Regions from separate parts of the Homo sapiens genome. Here region 1 is linked to region 2. The links are chromatin contacts, found by Hi-C or POLR2A ChIA-PET in ENCODE. All regions are on one chromosome and are shown on one strand. The core of a region is the stretch at or near the end of the contact, and the rest is flanking DNA. Distances in the headings are between cores, read along the strand shown. Region 1 holds the start of AREG (amphiregulin). Region 2 holds the start of CXCL2 (C-X-C motif chemokine ligand 2).

Region 1 (4,154 bases), core at 1,500-3,999, 350 kb before region 2:
ATAAGCACAAATGAACCCCTTACCCACCTCACAGAAAAGCACACTTTGAGAAGGAAGGGAATTAAGTGGAGTGTTCGCTAAAGGTTTTCTCACTTCCCACTCACCCAAGTCACTGTCCCTCTGGTACCACTTGATGTCCCTTCACCAGTTCTGAGAACCAGACAAGAGGGGGAGAAGCCAGGGAAACTCAAGTCAGGACAGAAAAGGCCTTCAACAGCTCTGAAACCATCTTGCCCTGCCTCTGTAGTGGATGCTCTTAGGATATTTAGATCTTATTTACTGTTAACTTCTTCTTCCTTCAGACTCCAAAGTATGCAATATTTCTCTCTTACTTTGGTACTTTCACTCCAAGCAAAGGGCCTTTTTAAAATATGAGATAACAGGAAAGTGAAAGAAACCATGGGTTATATAACTAACAAATGGGATTTGGGGTTAAAGAGTGATTTTAGCAATACAAAATCTAAGTATATTCACCCTTCTTTAATATTTCCAGATGGCATTATTATTATTATTCCATCAGCTTCTCATCACCTAGTACTTAAACGCTAAAGTCTAATGCCTCCTGTCCCATTACTTCCTTGTCCCCTTATTTGTGTTAAAATGCAGTTATCTGGGGAAGGGTGGTGTTGGGGAAGGGGATACAAAAGCTAAGATACAAAGTAGATAGGAATGGTTAATGTCTAAATTTGTCTCTCAGAATGGGGGTCATGTAGCATAGTGGGAAAGAGCTTAGTGTCTCTTCTGCATAGAATCAAACAGACTGGAGCTCTAATTCTAGCTCATCTGCTTGTCACCTGTAGAACCTAGAGCAAAACCTTTTTCGGCTTCAGTTATCACATCTGTAAAATGAGGATAACAATTCCTACTTAAAGTCATTGTGAAGATTAGGTTTAAAAATGAGACATACACCATTTATGATCACTCTGGCCATATAGGATGTGCCCACATTATGGTTCTTTTTGTCACAGTTTACCTAGGGGCTATCCAACAGATATACAATAAAGCCACTAGAAAATCTGGGGAGCAGCTTTACTTCTGAAGCAGCTTTGCTCATATAAACCCACATCTCACAGGCCATATTTTTGCTTTATCCCCTACTCACCTCTGACTGAATCATCGACAATATAGCCAGGTATTTGTGGTTCGTTATCATACTCTTCTGAGTAGTCATAGTCGGCTCCCGAGGACGGTTCACTACTAGAAGGCATTTCACTCACAGGGGAAATCTCACTCCCTGAAGACATCTCACTTCTTGAGGTAACCTCAAATCCATCAGCACTGTGGTCCCCAGAAAATGGTTCACGCTTCCCAGAGTAGGTGTCATTGAGGTCCAATCCAGCAGCATAATGGCCTGCAGGGGAGGGAATAAAGGAAGAAAAGAAAAGGTAAAGTAGGGTGCCTTTCGAGTCAGCTGTGTTAGGTAGAAAAGTTTATCTTTTGACATCAAAGCAGTTATTGCACATGTGCTATTGTTTGTGATTGAGTCATTTCTATGAAAGAAACTTTACATTTTTGCCAGCAAGCAAATTCAGCTGTCCCAATTACAGAAGTGCTTTTCTGAAGTTTTTCTTTTCCACAGATAATCCACATTAATTTCCACATCAAAAAAATCCCGCCAAATTGGCAAATTAATCTAATACAATTACTTGATGGGTAATGTCTAAAAATTCCCATCACTTCACATTCCAAATGCATTTCTTTTTTTGCTAGAATGCCATCCTGGCCTATTTCGGTAGGTTTTAGATACAAATATCAGATTTTCTTCAGATGTGTTCATATTTTTAAAAGATATTTTTAAAAGATGTGTTCATATTTTTAAAAGATGTGTTCATATTTTTAAAAGATATTTTTAAAAGATAATCTTTTAAAATAATATAAACAGTGGTTAATTATATCGATTATTATTGTCATTTTTCATTATCATTATTATTATTACTACATAGACAATAAACTGAGTACTAAGTAAGATTTGGGGCCCAGAGTTAAGCCACTGCTTTATCTTGCTTTTTCTTAGGTCTCAATAAAACAGCATCAGAGTGGTGCTTTTAACCTCTCGCCGGGATACTCTAAGTCCCTCTAGGAAGGTAAAGAAGAAATCACTAGACAGAGATGGAGAATTAGGCAGGAGGCAGCAAACACTGCTGGGTCCAATATCTGCGGAAATCACTTCACCTCTCTAGATCTTGGTCTTTTTAATCTTTTAATCTGTGAAACGAAGGGTTAGGTTCAAATGATCTCTCCCGTCTTCTCAGCTGAACTAAAGAAAAAGTACAGCGATTCTCTGGGACACCTTGTCCTGGACGTTTGAGACATCTGCCCTTCTCTTTTCCTCCTAGGGAGGGAGCTACAGTGATCACCTCCTGCGGCGCAGGGTCGGGGGAACTAAAGGGCGATTTTTAGAGAAGCAAGAGCCAAACTCAAGAGGCAAAACCTGCCATGGGAGGAGAGCCCAGCAGTTCAGCGCCGGTGAATCCTCACCTGAGCCGAGTATCAAGAGCGACAGCACCACCGGCGCCGGCGGTAGCAGCGGGGCTCTCATTGGTCCTTCGCAGCGGCGGCGTCTCGGTCTCTGGGGCAACTCGGTCTCTGGGACACGAGCTGCCGCCAAAACGAGCGGGTGTTGGAAGAGCGAGTGGAGACCGGGAGTGTGCGCCGCTCTCGAAGGCTTGGGGAGCTCGGGGCGGCGGGCGCGGCGCCTCGGGCTGTCCCGGGACCTCTGGGGCGCTGGCACCCAGGTGTGCGAACGTCTGTAGGGCGGCGCGCACCTGCCGCTTTATAGGCTCAGCCGGGAGGGGGCCGCAGCCCATGACGTCAAGGCCCGGCCGTGGGTGGAGGCAGGCGGCGCCCCAGAAGGTGCTACCCGAAAACCACGCGCGGAGGACACACGCCCCGCCTCCCTCGTGCGTAAGGATTCGCTGAGAGGAAGTGGAACTTAAACCTCTAGCTGCAAGCCGTTTTTGAGGGCGAGCAGGACTGGAGTTCCGGAGCTAGTACCTGACAGAAGTCCAGATGTTTCAAACTCTGACAACCTCTTTGTATACTTAACATCTACAACAGACAGGGATTAAATAGAAGAGTTCCGTATTTAGATGTAAAAGTACTTTAAGACCAAGAGTGACTTTGCCTGATGTTTCCAACAAGGATAAAGGACGAGAGAACTCAATGAGGAATTGCTTCATGTAGGATGGGCTTCTATCTCAATCAAGAGCCCCTTCCCACCCATTTCTGTGAAGTGGCCAGAATTTCAAATCCCCTCACTCCCTATTTCTTTATGTGGCCCAGGGGCCTCATCAACATTAATATTTATTGATGATTTATTATTGCCAAATTATGCACTTAAAATTTTACCTACACCATCTCACAGCCGATAATGTTCAAAGCCAGGTGGATATGAATTCTTCATCTGACTCTGAAATCTGCTGTTTTCCTCTCTGATGAATTTAGGTTTAAACTGATCCTTGAAAAGAGGGTTTCTGGGAAGAACAATATTTAGCCTAAAGGATAATTTCTACTGGTGGCATACTGGCATTTAGGTGAAGAGTAGTGCTCTAGACTGTGCCTCTCAAATCCCAAGATAAAAAGGTCAGCGTTGAGGGCCCACTTACAACCTAGTAGGATATTTAATCATGACAAGTAGATAAAATGAAGCGGAGACAGGAAGCTACTTAATTTGACTAACTTGGATGTACTGTCAACTAAAGAACTGGATTTTTCTTGACTTGAGGAAGAGAAAAAGCATTGTTCATTTTCCTTCACCTGGAGATATGATTCTTTCCTGATTGTTTCAGTAACACAGCCCTTTTAAGAATGTAGGTCAGGCCAGGCGCAGTGGCTCATGCCTGTAATCCCAGCACTTTGGGAAGCCGAGGCGGGTGGATCACCTGAGGTCAGGAGTTCGAGAGCAGCCTGGCCAAGATGGCAAAACCCCATCTTTACTAAAAATACAAAGGAAATTAGCTGGGCGTGATGGCGCGCGCCTGTAGTCCCAGCTACTCGGGTGGGCTGAGGCAGGAGACTCCCTTGAACCCGGGAGGCAGACGTTGCAGTGAGCCAAGGTCATGCCACTGTACTCCATCATGGGTGATAGAGCAAGACTCCGACTCAAAATAATAATAATAATAATAATAATAATAATAATAATAATAATAACGTGA
Region 2 (3,746 bases), core at 436-2,935:
TCTTCTAATATTAGCACATAAGGGAGTCAGGGCTTCATCATCTGAATTTGAAAGAGACACAAACATCCAGCCTATATCAGTAAGGTTGTGAAACACCACTTCTATTTTGTTATTTAACAAATATTTACATAACACTTTACATGCACTGATGGTTTACACATATTAACAATCAATACTTCTAACAACCCCGTGAGGCAGGCACTATTATAAGCTCTTCTACAGGGGAGAAACATGAGCAAATAAAGCATAAATTACCAAGGGTCATGAAGCAAGTTAGTGGTATGGCTGAAACTTCAGCCCTGACATCCTTATCAAGTGATCTCTACAGCTGCAGCATCCAGGGAACACTCTATTCCTAAGGTAGTCCCACTTCTTCATCCTCGTGCCACTCCCAGCCCTTCTCATAGCAGTGGCAGAATATCTCCATATCCCTGAAGTCTGCATCCACCAGGAAGAATTAAGACAGAGTATTGTAGGCCTACAGCTTAATTTTTAAAGAGAGGGGGTCATTGAAATTGATGATGAAAAGTCAGTAATCCAGTGAGAAGGCATCAGCTAAACAGGCTTGGAAATGCTTTATTGACATTCCTCTAGAACTAAAATTTCCTCGATAGCTGTTTCTCTAGAGGGAACCAATCCCAGGATGCTGGTAAATACATATGGCATGGAAATGCAATTATGTTAGCAATCTAGTATGTATATATCAGACATGTCTGCTTGTGCTTAGAGTAGTAAACAAGCGGAGTCTCATTCCCTGCTCCTTTTCTGGTGGTGTCTATGGCCTTTTCTGCCCAGGGACAGCACTAGAAAAGGCAGACCTCCTGAGCCCAACAGGCCCCTCGCAGCTCCCAGTGACTTCCATGGATCAAAACACAGACTTCCATACAACAAAAAATTGATGCTACTGGAATTACTAGAGTTCGAGATGTTCCAAGATTTCAAAGAGAGAAAGGATGGGGGATTGCAACACTGTTAACTAAAATAAACACTGAATTGACCCTTGGCAATGGTCTGTTCCCGCACCCAACACCTGGCTCCACTACGTTGAAACACACACACACACACACACACACACACACACACACACACACACACGTGATATTTGCTTTTAAGATCATAAAACACCAGGAAGGAGACAAAAGCTCTTATGCGTCATCTGAGATGACACATGTACTGTTAAAGCGTGCGTTTATTTCAAACATTAATGAAATTTGCAGAACCCAAACTAAAGAGAGAGGATAGATAAGACATGCTGCAGTTCTTGCCCTAACTTTCAATCCCAACAACTGAAATGTCTTCCAGAGAAGTAACTCCCCCCGGTAAGGATGTAGCGCGGTCCCTACGTGGGTCTAAGGGATCTGACCCACGACGCACTGCACTGGGTTCACGAAGCGCCTCCTCGCAGGCGGTTATCTCGGTATCTCTGAGAGCGGCGGGCTCTCGCTCCCGCTCCAGGGATTCGGGGCAGAAAGAGAACATCCCACAGTTGGCGGGAGTTACGCAAGACAGTCAGACCCGGACGTCACTCGTGAGTGCCCCGACCCCCCTCCACCCCAGAGGCGGGGCCATCGCCTTCCTTCCGAACTCGGGATCGATCTGGAGCTCCGGGAATTTCCCTGGCCCGGGACTCCGGGCTTTCCAGCCCCAACCATGCATAAAAGGGGTTCGCCGTTCTCGGAGAGCCACAGAGCCCGGGCCACAGGCAGCTCCTTGCCAGCTCTCCTCCTCGCACAGCCGCTCGAACCGCCTGCTGAGCCCCATGGCCCGCGCCACGCTCTCCGCCGCCCCCAGCAATCCCCGGCTCCTGCGGGTGGCGCTGCTGCTCCTGCTCCTGGTGGCCGCCAGCCGGCGCGCAGCAGGTGGGTCCCGGCGCCCTGGGGTCCCCGGGCCGGACGCGGCTGGGGTGGGCGCCCCGCGCCGACAGCCCCGCTCAATCAGCGAGTCTCTTCTTCCCTAGGAGCGCCCCTGGCCACTGAACTGCGCTGCCAGTGCTTGCAGACCCTGCAGGGAATTCACCTCAAGAACATCCAAAGTGTGAAGGTGAAGTCCCCCGGACCCCACTGCGCCCAAACCGAAGTCATGTAAGTCTCGCCCATCGCTGCCGCTGCCACTGCTGGGGTCCCCGACTCTCCCGCTGCCCCAAACCCTGTCCTCAGCCCGACCTCCTGTCTCACGAGATTCCCTTCTCTCTGCAGAGCCACACTCAAGAATGGGCAGAAAGCTTGTCTCAACCCCGCATCGCCCATGGTTAAGAAAATCATCGAAAAGATGCTGAAAAAGTAAGTTATAATTTCCATGTACACAGGCGACTGGAGCTGTTGGTCAGAAATACTGGCGTCTGCCCCCTAAAAAGTAAATCAGGAAAACCCAGGGTTAGCTGCAGGACTGAAAAAATTATTATTTTCACAAAGTTGCCATTAAGGTTATTAATCTGTTCTGGTGCCAGAGGATATTCCCAGTGCCCAGGGTCACCACCCAGGTTCTTCCCTCCTGCCAGTGAATGTAGGTAAAACTGCTTTCATGTAAGGTCTCATTGGAGTTTGCCAGTTGTGCTGAAGTGTTTTCCACCTGTTAAAAAACACAAGCTTCATTTCCCCTAGTTCCTACTGACTTTCAGACCTGAAAAGCAGACCCCCTGGTTTTTTGTAAAAGTTTAGGGTTGAAGTGCAGAGATTTCACAATAATATTGCACTGGGTATATAACTGGTTGCCACCACCTATTAGCCATGTCACTCAGAGACAATATTATTTAGTTTATCTGAGACTCAGCAAAACAGGGAAAATAATGGTAGCTACATCATGAGGTTGCTTTGAGGCTCAAGTGAGGCCCAGTATGACAAAGAGCAATAGGCTCTGGCTGTTTTAGCCAGTAAAACAGTGTAGACTGCCACTCCTCCACCCCACGTCACCCCCATTCCTAAAAGAGCATCCCAAGCCTAGAGGTCCTTGCCACACAGCACAGCTGTCACAGGCAGTACCCACTTGGGTGCCAGGCTGGGGAAACTGCATTCAGAAAACTCTAGAGCCTGGGGAAACAGGACAGGAGAAGACTGTTGTGCAGTCAGCTTTCCTGAGCACCTACTCAGGGCACCCATTTTCTCATTACAGTGGCAAATCCAACTGACCAGAAGGAAGGAGGAAGCTTATTGGTGGCTGTTCCTGAAGGAGGCCCTGCCCTTACAGGAACAGAAGAGGAAAGAGAGACACAGCTGCAGAGGCCACCTGGATTGCGCCTAATGTGTTTGAGCATCACTTAGGAGAAGTCTTCTATTTATTTATTTATTTATTTATTTGTTTGTTTTAGAAGATTCTATGTTAATATTTTATGTGTAAAATAAGGTTATGATTGAATCTACTTGCACACTCTCCCATTATATTTATTGTTTATTTTAGGTCAAACCCAAGTTAGTTCAATCCTGATTCATATTTAATTTGAAGATAGAAGGTTTGCAGATATTCTCTAGTCATTTGTTAATATTTCTTCGTGATGACATATCACATGTCAGCCACTGTGATAGAGGCTGAGGAATCCAAGAAAATGGCCAGTGAGATCAATGTGACGGCAGGGAAATGTATGTGTGTCTATTTTGTAACTGTAAAGATGAATGTCAGTTGTTATTTATTGAAATGATTTCACAGTGTGTGGTCAACATTTCTCATGTTGAAGCTTTAAGAACTAAAATGTTCTAAATATCCCTTGGACATTTTATGTCTTTCTTGTAAGGCATACTGCCTTGTTTAATGTT

What was found. Hi-C counts contacts between places; a loop is a spot of excess contacts on that map. ChIA-PET counts read pairs that join two places held with the same protein, here RNA polymerase II (POLR2A). Pooled maps may share reads with other maps.
Region 1: a pooled map shows a loop between it and region 2 (2.0-fold over the local background). The contact joins the promoter of AREG here to the promoter of CXCL2 in region 2. A Hi-C loop is called at or near these places in 1 of 50 pooled maps. POLR2A ChIA-PET finds 5 or more read pairs at or near these places in 2 of 52 experiments (AG04450 and MCF 10A).

What each region holds. Positions count from the first base shown.
Region 1 is chr4:74,443,731-74,447,884 of GRCh38, reverse strand. AREG (amphiregulin) reads right to left here and starts at 2,749. Exons shown (of 6, transcript NM_001657.4): 1 at 2,479-2,749; 2 at 1,103-1,351. The coding sequence starts at 2,539. RefSeq lists a silencer at 1,282-1,482.
Region 2 is chr4:74,097,134-74,100,879 of GRCh38, reverse strand. CXCL2 (C-X-C motif chemokine ligand 2) reads left to right here and starts at 1,685. Exons shown (of 4, transcript NM_002089.4): 1 at 1,685-1,859; 2 at 1,958-2,081; 3 at 2,196-2,279; 4 at 3,109-3,746. The coding sequence starts at 1,760. The coding sequence ends at 3,124.